Linked DNA regions of Mus musculus: region 2 is linked to region 1. A link is a loop called in an ENCODE intact Hi-C map of the cell type or tissue named here. Cell type or tissue: left cerebral cortex. All regions are shown on one strand. Each heading gives the region's core, and the rest is flanking DNA. Links, peaks and the distances in the headings are about the cores only.

The links. Peaks named below come from ENCODE experiments on the same cell type or tissue, not always from the same donor. Only the 100,000 strongest peaks of a DNase experiment are listed, where the experiment ranks them.
Region 2: it touches region 1 in a loop (5-fold over the local background); 3 of 42 quality-filtered maps call a loop at or near these places.

Annotation. Positions count from the first base shown.
Region 1 is chr6:34,189,266-34,197,461 of GRCm38, reverse strand. Gm32533 (a long non-coding RNA gene) reads right to left here and starts at 280. Exons shown (of 7, transcript XR_377532.4): 1 at 1-280. In left cerebral cortex, for the core only: CTCF peaks have their summits at 2,302 (motif pointing left) and 3,538 (motif pointing right); a DNase peak (open chromatin) is centred at 3,547.
Region 2 is chr6:33,927,406-33,932,405 of GRCm38, reverse strand. The region is part of intron 17 of Exoc4 (exocyst complex component 4); the gene reads right to left. Among named protein-coding and RNA genes, the nearest start is that of Gm13853, 63 kb to the left of the region's middle. In left cerebral cortex, for the core only: a CTCF peak has its summit at 2,480 (motif pointing right); a DNase peak (open chromatin) is centred at 2,484; H3K27ac peaks cover 880 bases.

The DNA.
Region 1 (8,196 bases), core at 1,650-6,649:
GCGGTGAGCAGTGGGTCTTGAGCAGTAGGTCTGGAATCTGGGTAAAGGGCAGGGAAGGAAGCTTGGGGTTTTCTTTCCTATAAGTGCATAAAGAGTTCAATGAAGGCTTTTAAACAGAGGGAAAGGGACTCCTCTGTACCCGACCTTGGCTTTACCATCAGTCTCTCTGAGCTTCTCATTCTGTGACAACTGTGACTTTTGAATAATGACTTCCCGGGTGGGTCTCTGCAAGTGCCTCCAGGTTTCCTGCACTGGCATGACTGCACTGAACTAGTTCATTCCGTTTTGGGTCCTCCTCCTGACTGTTTGGTTAAAACTTGGCTCCTTGGGGGCGTCTCCCTTTCCCCAGGTGACACATTCACTGTCTGCTTTCCAAAAAACAAAGCGGCCCAAGTAACACTTCCCACCCTGCTTCATGAAACTGTGGGTGTTTGGGGCAAGAAAGAAACTAGGAACAAATTTAGAGAAACTGAAGGGTTTGCTAGTCAATAGATGCCAAAACGTTTCTTTGTGTGTGGGGGAAATATGTATATATATTTTTTTATTTTTAACTGACAGGTCATCGTGTTTATTTATAGGGTAAAATGTGAGAGCTTCATGCGTACATTACAGAGTCAATCAAGCTAATTAGCATATCTATCAGCTCGTCAACTCACTGGCTTCCCAGGTTTTTATTTATTTTGTATTTAATGAGCTGTAACCATTGCTCATATTTATGGGGGACAGTGTGATTCTTTTGTATATGTGTACATACCTAGCACATCAGAGTAGTTTGTGTATCTATTATCTGAAGCCTTTATCACCTCTTTAGGGTGAGACTATTATAATTTTATTCTTTTGGCAAATTTGAAATACATAATAAATTCAGAATTATTAACAGGCATTACAACAGGCCACTAAAAGTTATTATTTTTTATTCTAGCTGAAACTTTGTACTCTTTGATCAGCATCTTCCGTTCTCCTCCCTTTCCCCTTCTCCCCAGCCTCTGTGAGGCTTTCTAGTCTCTGCAAATTTTCATTTTTAATAAAAATCCCGACCACCACATTGATGCCTTGTGGGAGTTGGAGTCAATATTAATTCTGAGTTCTTTTCATTTGCGGTGAACTGCTTCCCTCTACCCTCCCTCAAAGAAGGAGAGAAGGGGAGGGCAAGGTGGGTTTGTGGCGTGCCTGCTGGCTTCCCTGCCTCATGAGCAGATTCTACCAAGGCTTGGGGACACTGATACCTGCCTGCCCAGAGCACCCTGATGTCACCCGCAGCTAGCGAACAGCTCAAGGATGGCAGTTACAAACGCTACATGTGAAAACCAAAAATCCTGATGGCACATCAGCAAAAATCTGTGGGAGGCTTTTCCATGACCGGAAAGTGGGCTGGAACACGCAGTTGCCGTTTCGCACCCCAAGTTACTTATTCCTGACAAGCCGTCTGTCAGAGTAAGAGATCTGAAGGGCCCCGAATAAAACCTTCGGGTTATGTAATCGCCTGGCCTGGCCCTTAGGAGGTCGCACTGAAAAGCCCCACATCCAGTTTTGTCGCTGTCTGTAATAACTTATCAAAATGCCATCAGTGCAAAAAAAGAGGAGACAATATTTGTCACAAAGAACTCAGAAGACTCGGAGAGCTCTGTAGGAAAAATCAAGTCAGGGAGCAAGATGGGTTACGTGGTTCCGACTCTGCTCAGCCTCTCATACTGGGGGCGGGGGAAGAATGTTCCTTAGCTTTGTTTTATACATAAATATGTATATGTATATAATGTATATGTATATAAAATAAAATATACAATATATGTGGTATATGGGGTATATATTGTATATATAATGTAATGTTATTTATATGTATATATACACACACACATATATCCTATATATACCATATATACCATATATCCAATATATCTCATATGGCCAGGGCAGACTAATAAATGCAACCACAGTGCAAAATATCTGGCATGGTCCAAGCATGGGAGTGCTGTTCAACACATGTCAGCTTTAAGAATTTTGACATATAATAAAGGAATGAATGTGCTAGCACAGGGAGATACTGGGTGTGGTGTGCCAGGCACAGGTTTGGGCATAAGAAGTGCACCCCAAATTACTGGTACTTACTACCAAATGGGAGAGACTATCCATAAGAACTAATTAAAAGAATTGGGTTGGGCCTGGAGAAACAACTTGTTGGTTAACATCATCTGTGGCTCTAGCAGAGGTCCAGGTTCTGTTCCCAGCACCCACACAACAGCTCACAATTGCCTCCCATTTCAATTCCAGGAGATCTGCTGCCCTCTTCTGGTGTCTATAAGCACTGCATGGTACACTTACATGCAGAGAAACTCTCATATATATTTAAAATAAAAATGAATAAAGTTTTTTTTTTAAGACTATCAATGTCATTTTTAAGAAATCAGAGCAGGCTGACTTCAGGTGCTCAGGAAAGACCTTCCCCGAGGAAGGAACATAGTAAGCACAGAATTAAAAGAAAGAAGAAGCCCAGTCTTCCCAGCCAAGATGGCGCTGTCACAAAAGGAACCCAGCATGGCTTGAGAGCAGTTTGTCCAAGAAAGAGCAGGAGGTGGGGACCAGCCCACAAGCTGGAGTGCATTGAGGAGTCTTGCCAGATTCCTGGGTGACAGTCTCAGCCATGATGAGGCCAGGGGCCGCTTGGGCCAGCAGTTAGAACTGTCATGAATGTAGCCACTGGAATCAAACAGATCTGGGTTTTCGAAAGTTTCACAACCTGCTGCCAGGTTTGGAAAGCTGCTGATCCCTGTAAGCCTCACCGTCTCCATCCATAAACTCGATAGTGCATGAACAATCCCTCCCGAGGGGGTGTAAGCTGTGCAGAAGGGCCAGAACAAGGGCTTACACCTCTGCCAGCATTACTAAAGCCAATGGTGGCATGCTCTGGGCCATTCTTATGCCTTTCAATAAACGTGCATTAATTTCTTACACTGTAATGTACATCCCTCTATTTCCTATGCTTGGGCTGGCCACATAGCCAGACTTTTCGTGAGATTTGCAGACATACAAAATAGCAGTAACTTTTTCACCAGACTTACAACTCAATTCAGAAGGCAGGAGCTGAAAGGGAAACAAAATATGCCTTTGAATTTCCAGCCTGCCTGTCAAGAAAGATTATCACTAAAGCTATAGACACACGCCATGGAGACCTCTGCCCCTCACTTATTTTGAAGTTCCGTCTTACGTGCTCAGGCTGCAGAGAGATAGAAAGGACGATGGCCAGAGGCCAAGAGGATAAACATAATAAACACAGCAATAGCGTGAGACATGACAAAAATAAAAGGTACAGAGAGGGTTAGAAGAACTTAATGATGGAACCTAGGAATCTATCCGTTCCCTGCGTTTGCTTGGTTAGAGATGAATTCACAATACAGATGTTTATGTGTGAGCATCTCAGTTAGGCATTATGATGGGAGCTGAGCACACACAGGGGCAGAATGTCATCCTTGCTCTCATGGAGAGAGCATTAGCTGTGCTGAGAAAACTGGTAAATGCTAGGCTGGGATTGCATACCAGACACTAGAGGGCAGTGGTGGAGCATGAATGGGTCACCATCCAGCAGTGCAGGCTTCCTGGAAGAATGGGGGCTTGTGGTCTGGGGTGCTTGGTTGAATAGCCTAGTAAGGACCACCCCACTAATAACGGATGCCCAAAACTGCCCGAGGTGAGTACGCAACATACTCAGCTGTGCTCAGTGTACTGAATATTCGCTCAAACAGGTGAGGGTGTGGGTGTTTTCACTCAGGGTGATTTCAGTACAATGAATTTCAGTTCTAAAATAGATTTATGATCGGGAAACTCTTCCTCAGTTAGCATGAGCTCGTTGCTAGTGGCATTCAATCTTTAAAGAATCATTTTGATGGTATATAATCGCAATTTTATGGTATATAGTGTGTTATATTTTGTTGTGCACAAGTATTAAACTATTGCTTTGTTGTTGTTTTTTATATTTTCTAAAGATTTATTTTATTATTTTGTATATATGGGTGGTTTTCCAGAAGTCACAGAGCTGGGCCTTGAACCTGCAAGAACAGTAAGAGCTCTTAATCACTGAGCCAACTCTCCAGCTCCAAGACTAATTTTTTTTTCTTTTTGAGATAGGCTTTCTCTACGTGGCTCAGGCTGTCTTCAGACTCAAAGAGATCCTCCTGCCTCTGCCTGCTGAGTGCTGGGGTCAAAGGCAGCTGCCACCACTCCTGTCTTGGGTAAAGTATCTACTCCCTTACACTTGGCCTTGAGAATCTTTGAAAGTTATTGCTGGCCTGGGAAGATGGCTCTGTGGGCAGAGTGTTTACCATGCCTGTATGACGACCTGAGTTCCAATGTCCAGAACCCATGGAAAAAAACAGACAAGGTAGCACACATTCCCAGCATCCTCCTACTGAGGGATGAGAGACAGAGTAAGACTCCACCAAAACTCAGGCCAGCTAGCCAGGCCTGCAGAGCGGGAACAAGAGACTGTGTTTCAAGCAAGGTGGAATCCAGGCACCTGGAGCTGGCCACTGACCTCCACAAGTATGCCGCGGTACATGTGTGCACTCACACACACCATATGCCCACACATGTATACACACAGACACACACACATACGGGGGTGAGGGGAAGAGGGAGAGGGAGAAGGGCAGGGAGAGAGGAGAGAGAATTAATGCTATTAACACTTGTGAGGAACACAAACATAGGTGAGGTGATTAACTTCGCTTAGCTTTACCGCTAACAAATGGCTTGCTGTCTCCCTGCTGTAATAAAACACGGGACTCTATCTCTAGGTGGAGGAGTGACCTTTTCTCCAGTTAATCTAACAAGGCAGAAACGCCCCCTAGGTGGGAGGGTTCCTCTGAGGATAACATAGATTTTCTTCCCAGAATTTTTGCCACACTAGGGGCAACCCTGTGAGCCCCTGTGAGGTTCCTGTGGGTCTGCACCCCACTCCCATCCCCACTTCCCCCACCCCACCCATCTCGTCTGTCTTTTTCTTTCGGATGCTGGTCAGAGCCCACTGTGGTCTCCTCAATACTCTGTATTGCGTCCCGCTCGACCGGCAAGAAAGACGCAACAAACCAGAATCTTCCGCGGCAAAAGCTTTATTGCTTGCTTCTCAGGAAGATTCCGAACCGGGAAAATGGCGCTGCTTTTATAACCCGCAGCGTGACGTTTCAGCACCTGATATGGCGTGACAGCTCCCGATTCGTTGCTTGCCCATCACCCCACTATTACACCCCGAGAATGGGAGTGACTAGGAGTGAATTCACTCTTGCACCTGCGTACAAAGCTTGTTTACTAGTTAGGCACAGCGGAGGCCCACGCCATCTTATAATGGCGATTGCTCGCGGCACACACAGCTCTCCTCAGAGATTACTGGCGGCACACATGCGATTGCTCGCAGCACGTACCGGCTTTCCACAACTCTGGGCTTCCTTACTCTTTCTCTAAAGCTCCCCTCCAACCATGTGACTGACCTCTGTTCCCCTCTTTTCAAACAATATGGTTGTTGTTGTTTTCCTTCTCTTTTCCATACTATGCCTCCGTTCCCCTCCCTCCCCCCACCTCTAGGCAACTGTGAGATTGACAGTTTACCTGCTCTAGGCTTTTCCTTTTAGACTCTAATAAATTGGGCTCAATCTTCCATTAGAGTCTATTCTTAAACTCTGTTACTAATGAGACTAAGAATCTCAAAAAGGGACCCTCACTTTCCTGGTATCATTTGGAGGCTGAGTTGGGATTCTCCAAATTTTCTGGTGACACACCCATTTAGTTTGCTTAAGAATACAGTGCTATTCAACATATTGGCATTCATTATGGCAAGACACTGGGGAGCCTAAACATCCAAGAGAATAGACCTTGGATGTGGCTGAATAGAAGATGCCACGTCCACGAACCGAACACTTTCAGATGTTAAGAAGAGAAACGCGGGACCTGGTGTGGTGGCTCACATCCGTTATCCCAGCACACAGCAGACAGAGGTCGGTAGGAGGCTTGCCAGAAGATTTGCTGCAATTCAAGCCTAGTCTGGTTCACACAGCAAGTTCCAGCTAAGGCTACACGGTAAGATGATGTCTAGAAAGCCAAAGGAGCTGGTGGCACCATCACCAGGCTAATATGGAACCATCACCAGGCTAATATGGAACAGTTTCCAAGACAGATTAAGGAAAAATATTTGTGTTTAAAAAATGTATCTCTGCCTATTAGCTAATGAGAGAAATGCACAAAACTCAGGAACGGCAGAAGTATGTAAGGAAGGTAGTTAGTTGAGTTGTTGAGTTTCAAGGGAAGGGCTTACAATTTTAACCTTGTCATGGTTTGAATATGCTTGGCCCAGGGAGTGGCACTATTTGGAGATGTGTTGGAGTAGGTGTGTTTCTGGGACATGGGCTTTAAGATCCCCAATCCTAGCTGCCTGGAAGCCAGTCTTCTCCTAGCAGCCTTCAGATGAAGATGTAGAACTCAGCTCTGCCTGCACCATGCCTGCCTGGATGCTGCCATGCTTGCACCTTGATGATGATGGACTGAACCTCTGAACCTGTAAGCCAGCCCCAATTAAATGTTGTTTATAAGACTTGCCTTGGTCATGGTGTCTGCTCCCAGCAGTAAAACCCTAAGACAAACCTATTACATTTTTATGTCTTTTTGACTTTGCACTGTTGAATTATGAGCAAATTTATGATTTTTTTTTAGCAAAGAAAAAATAAGAAGATTCATCAACATAAAAGGTTAACACACTAGGGCAAGTGTCAAGTGAAGGGTGTTCTGAGACGGCCTCCTGCTCCTTTTAGTTCTGCTGCTTAGAGACTAATCAGAGTTCAGACACCATCAACCTAAAGAATTTGTTCTTTACTGTGCTTCTAAATGTAAAGTCAAAGAACAATTTGAACAGATATTTCTGTATGTGACCAATATTTGATTCATAAGTAAATGAACAGATGTTTAATCCTCCTAATCATTAAATAAATTTCAACCAAAATCTGAATGCATCTCATATGCTGTTCAACCTTCTTGTAGTTTTTTTTACTGTTATGAATCATAAGGTAAGTATCTTTTATGCAAAATATAGACTATACAATCCCCAAAGGGGTCATGTTCCACAGGTTGAGAACCTCTGCCTTAGGATAACTACCCAAAGATATGGTCGTGCAGACTGTTTCAAGTCTATTTTACACAAGTTAGAGTCATCTTGGAAGAGGGAAGCTCAACTGAGAAAGTACTTTCACCAGACTGGCCCGTGGGCAAGCCTGTGTTGCTTTCTTTTGGTTGATGACTATAATGTATAGTGAGAATGGTCTCTGTCAGCTCATAAGTGTCAATCCTTGACCCTGTAAGACCTGAAGAGCCTTACGTCTGGGATGTTCCACTCACAGAAACACAGAGATGGAGATCAATGAAACAAGCAAGAGGTTTATTGATCCTGCGAGCTGGGGCTGTCCTGCAATGGGGCAGAGGTGCCCCTGAATCTCCTAAGCACACACTTTCTATACAGTTTAAGGGTAGGACTTGTTAACAACGCAAGTTTATTTAAGCCCACTGTTGGCAGAGCTGACCTTTTCTTTCACCCCTTTAAAAATGGTAATTAGCCTCTCCCTTCCTGAGAGGCAAGTGTTTCATGACCTTCCCTAAGCAGCATTGATGACCCTGGGTGAGGTGATGTCTTAGTCACCAAAAGAGGGAACTGAAGCATTCTTGGTTATTATCTGCACCTGCCTTATAGTCGGGGCTTTCTTGTAAGCCTTGTTTTGCTGGGTCATTCTGGGAAGGGAGTGTTAGTCACAACCTTCTAGAGGAAGCTCCCCAGCATGCTATTCTAGCAAGGTCTTTCAGTGGCTATCTTATGTTCTCTACGGTCACACATTCCCACAGCCCCTCATTGGTGAAACCGATTGGGAAGAGTTATGAGGTGTGGCCTGGTTGGAGGAAGTGTTCAAGGCCTCAGAAACCTCCAGACATCCTCAATGCACTCCCTGTCTCTTGCTTGTAGATCAAGATGTGGGCTCTCAGCAGTCTCTGCAGCTGAGCCTTTGTGCCACCATCATGGATTCTAACCACCTAAAACCATAAGCTCAATTAAACACTGTTTTACAGGTTGCCTTGGTTACGGTGTTTTATCACATCAATAGAAAAGTAACGAATGTAACAGGTACCAGGAAGGGGGCTGTTGCTGCAACAAACCCAACCATGCAGTTCTTTTAG
Region 2 (5,000 bases), core at 1-5,000, 260 kb after region 1:
TCCATTTTATTCACAACATGTGACTGTAACATCTACACACAATTTCAAAGAACCAACGTGGAGAAAGCATTTGCTACAGTGCATATATCAAGCTCAGCTATAAGCATGCTCATTTTTACCATAGTAGTACATTTTCATTAGCATACATGGACAATTTACACCAAATCTATTTTGGAGCTACCCTTGTTTTAGAGAAAACAATTTATTCCCACAGGACTATAAGGCTAGGTATAAAAATAATTTCTTGGCAAACTATTTGTATTTATTGATGGATGTTCTCTAAACACATGTAAATTCGTGTATACTAAACATACTTTCAAGTCTAGACCATGTTTATAAATACTTTCAATTTATATAAGCCTATTACAAAGAGAAGAGAAAATAAACTACATAATAAACTATAGATACCCAGAAATGAAACTAAATACAATCCTGGTGACTAGTTATAAGACATTTATGATTATGTGGGGAGGGAGAATGTGCTAATAAAAATGAGTCATAAAACATTAAAATATAGGAAAATGTGAAAATTAAGCACATAAAACATCAATTTCAGAATATAGAAAATTAGAAAGCTCTAGCTTACAAAGACACATTAGGGAAGACTTGAGAGCAAAGCCATTTTGCTCACCATGCCATGTGGCTTCCTTTCAGCATCTGGGTTTGGTCTTTTCAGATTAGGAAAGGGGGAAAGCAATGCAGAGGAATGCAGAAGGTACTCTGTGTGTGTGTGTGTGTGTGTGTGTGTATGTGTGGTCAGGCTTGGGAAAATTTGTCCTTTACTTTGAGGAAGCCAGTCATATGAACCTGAGATGAGATAAACTTAACCATGTGGCAGGCCTCAGACTAGTTTAAACAGAATAGCTGAGTTATCAGCTAGCAGAAACAAGCCAAAGGGTCTAGGCATTTATTCATATATAAGAAGTCTCAGAGTCTTTATTTTGGGGAACTAGGGTGTGGGTGGGCTTCAGAACCACCTTGGGCCTCAGTCCTCAGGTGTCTCTAACTTCCTTTTGGACAGATGGAGCTTATTAAGTGAGGGGGATTGGACTTAGCCTCAGGAATTTACCTATCTCCTCTTCCCCAGTGCTGGGATTACAAGTGTGGGCTACCACACTCAGCTATTTTTATACGGGTTCTGGGGACTGAGCTCAGGTACTCCTGCCTCAGCCACTTATTGGATGAGCTGTCTCATTGGTCTGTGTTTCTGAATTTTAAACATGTTAGTTTCAACACTAAACTTTTATTTATAAAACAAGAAGGGGGTCAGCTTCCAGCTTCCAATTTTTCAGTAAGAATTCTACTAAAATCAATAAGTGATAGTTCTTGGAATTTTTACATAGAACAATGTAACCCAGTCCTTTCAGGCAGAAGAACAGCCTCACACGGAAGGCTAACTTAATTTCTTAAGCACGAGACCAAAGAGGCACCGAAGGATACATAAAGACAATCTGATGGGAGATCTTGGGCAAGTTATTTCTCATTTCTATTCCCTGGGATCTTCATTGCATAATAGCATCTGCCATCTATGGTATTCTCTGAGCAATGCCAGTGCCAGCAAATAAGCAACAGTGAACAGATCCATTGTCTGCCAGGAATTGGGAGGAACCCCAAGTTAGAAACTGACTGTATGCTATCACGACAAGAAGGAAATCTTATTTAACTAAGGCCTTCACACGTGAGGCATGTCTCGGAGAACTCAGACCTTAATTAGAGGCAGGCATTTTTCTGGGGAGATTATGAGTTCTCATTGTTTTCAGGCGCTCTGGAGGCTATGCAGGCTGGTGAGGCATGCTCACCTGCATCCAAAAAGCCCCAATTAAACCATTAATTAGAGACCAATTAGTTTCTGCAATGTATGAGATCTACTCTAAGTATAATAAACTTAAGAGAGGCAAGACCAGAAGAAAACGGTATAGGCAGAAATGGGTAGCAAAGTCAAAAGAAGGTTAAATTCAAGAAAAGTAACATTATTTAAATAATGTAATAGACGGTCCTTAAGAAAACACTCTTGGATATCAAATTATACTCATTTTTGTTTTATCACTGACTTTTATTAACAGGTACCTTTTTTTTATATCAGGCAGTAAAAGCTATAAAACCCATCACTTGCCTGTTTTTCCTGGCTGCCAGGAGTCAGAGCTAGCTTTATTATCACCGCTGAATTAAAGCTCCTTCTCAGAGCTTCTAGAGGTCATCATTATTAAAAGAATGTTTGGCAGAAGACTGGCCTCATGTGACCACAAATCCAAACAGAAACTGGTCAGATGAAGCCCTTTAAAGCGAAGCTTGCAAAAAAGGTTGGGATTGGAAGGGCAGACATGACTGGTGGCAGGATAAAGCTGGTTTCAAAATGACTGCGGAAACAGATGCAGGGAATATTTTGTTTCTGGCCGAGCAAAGGAGTCTGCAAGGGGAAGCAGTCAGTGTTCAGCCCAGGCACTGAAGTCTTCAGTCACAGGTCTGTCCTGACAGCTGTGGGTGCTTCCAGTAGGTGGCAGCACGGCATCGCTAATCCTATAGCAAGCTATGCCCCGGTCACTCCAGGAAAACTTAACCTTTTTGCAAAAAACCAAAACAATGTCCCTCTGCAATAAGCCTGTAGAAGATAAGTATACACAACAGCCCCCAAGGGAGGAATTCGACATTCTCAGTCATGGCCGAGGGCATTCCTAGACTTAGCAAAGTACAAAGGTCAAGGATGAAGCAGGGGTCCCACTTAGCACGTTTAGTTTCTGGGCTGGGCTCCTGGTACCTCGAGGAAGAATCTGGGTAGGCGAGCTCACGTGGGATGTGGGTGACTTAAAAAGAGACATGGCTTTCATTCATCCTGAAGGAGGCTGATCTGTGCACTGACAGGGGAAGTAGCATTTCTACTCAGGTAGCAGCATGGCTGTGTGCTCTGTGCTCTGCTGGCTTTATGCATCACCATCTTACTGCCCTTGGCCTATGGACCCTTCCTTTCCGAGGTTGGATGGCTCCATGCTGACGCTTCCCCAGGTCTGTTTGTTTACTCCCACCCTTTCTGTTAAGCTTCCTGTTGTGTCTTAGACACATCTGCTCTGAAGTCCCACAGGCATCTTACACATATCCTCACACTGTAGCCCAGTCCTCCCCGTTCCCCTACCTTACTTGCTGATTCTGTGTGTAGATGCTCCAGGGTCATCCTTAACTCCCGTTCCTCTGCCTCTGACATTCAACCATTACTTAAGTTGAGCTGGTTTTTAAACTCCGTCTTACTTCCCATATCTGTTTTTATTCCTGCTAGCTCTGAGCAGAATCATGACCACACCTTCAGCAATCACTTTACAACTGAGAACATTTACAACTGAGGTCCTACTCAGTTGGGGCTACTGCAGTGAATGCTATAAAAAGAGCCCTTGCCTATGGAGGTCCCATTCTATTGTGGGTAGACAAGGTGAACAATCAGATATAAAATAGGTTAGGTATATGATAACAGGAGATAAGTGAGGGCAAGGGAAATGATGAAGGGGATGTTTCGAGTTATAGGCAAGAAAGTGGCACCCACAGCTTACCACAGGGGATCTCACTTCCCCCAGACCTCATCTTTCAGGGTCCCTCACTTTCTGCTTGAATGGCTCTTCCCCAACTCTGGATAAATCCACTTAGTATTTAAATTATGCATCACTTCCTTACAAATTCTTCCTTGATTGTTCACCTCTCAGGATGATTAGGGAAATGTGAAAATGCGTAGGATATTTCCTTGACAAAGTTCTCTATTAATGTGGTATAAAACTTGAGCTACTCATTTTCTATGACAAATCATTTGGGACTTTTAAAGCTTTAAAGCTCAACATAAAAAAAACTTACTGCAATATAATTCAGCTACCATACAATTTCCATATTTGAAGTATAGAGTTCAAGATCATTTAATATATCCAGAGTTGTACAGCCATCTGCAAAATCTATTTTAGAACATGTTACTCATTCCCAAAAGAAATCCTGAGTCCACATCTTCATTTTCTCACAAGCTCCAAACAGTAAGTAACTGCTAGCTCTGAAGATTTGCCAATTTTTGATATTTCGCACAGAGTCACATACAATGTAGCCATTCATGGCCAGCTTCTTTAATTTAGCCTCATGTGTAAAGGTTCATCATATATTAAATTTCATATTATGGCCACATAATATCTATTGTATGTATTCACATTTCATTCACCCATCAGTTAACACTGTTATAAAATTTGGGTAAAACTTTTTTAGTGCATTTATTTTTGATTTCTCTTGGGTAGAATCTCTGAATCATATGATAAGTCTATTTTTAACTTTTTGAAGAAGGGATAAACTGTTCTTCAAGGCCACTGTACCTTCCATTTTCCCACTAGCACTAGTTCCTCTATATTCTTATCAAAACATAAAATTATTTTTATTTTATGTATATGGGCATTTGCTGGCATGTATGCCTGCACCTTGAGTGTGCATTGTTCATAGAGGCTAGAAGAGGGCACTGAGTTCCTTGGAACTGGAATTACAAATGGTTGTGAGCCACTATGTGGGTGCTTGGAATTGAACCTGAGTCATCTGGAGGAGCAGTCAGTGCTCTTAGCCAAAGAGCCAACTCTACCCCCCCCCTTTTTTATTTGGACTGTGCAGGCAGGCTTATCTCAGTGTGGTGTTGATTTTCATTTCTCTAATAACAGATTATGGTGAGCATCTTTTCATGCTCACCATAAATCATCCACATGCAGATCTTCATGGCATAAATGTCTTTGATAACATTTTAACAGATTATTTTTAAAAAGAGGTTTTAGTCACACAAAGTTGAAAAAAGTAAGTTAGTATAAAGTTCTCAAGTAACTTATATTCATTATTCCTACTAACATCTTATATTAGTATGGCACATTTATCACAACTAATGAACCAACATTAATATACCATCATTATCTACAACCCAACTTCATCCAGACTTCCTTCATTTTTACTGCACGCTCTTTCAATTTTGGGACCCCATCCAGGATAGGAGAGACAATTAGGTGTCA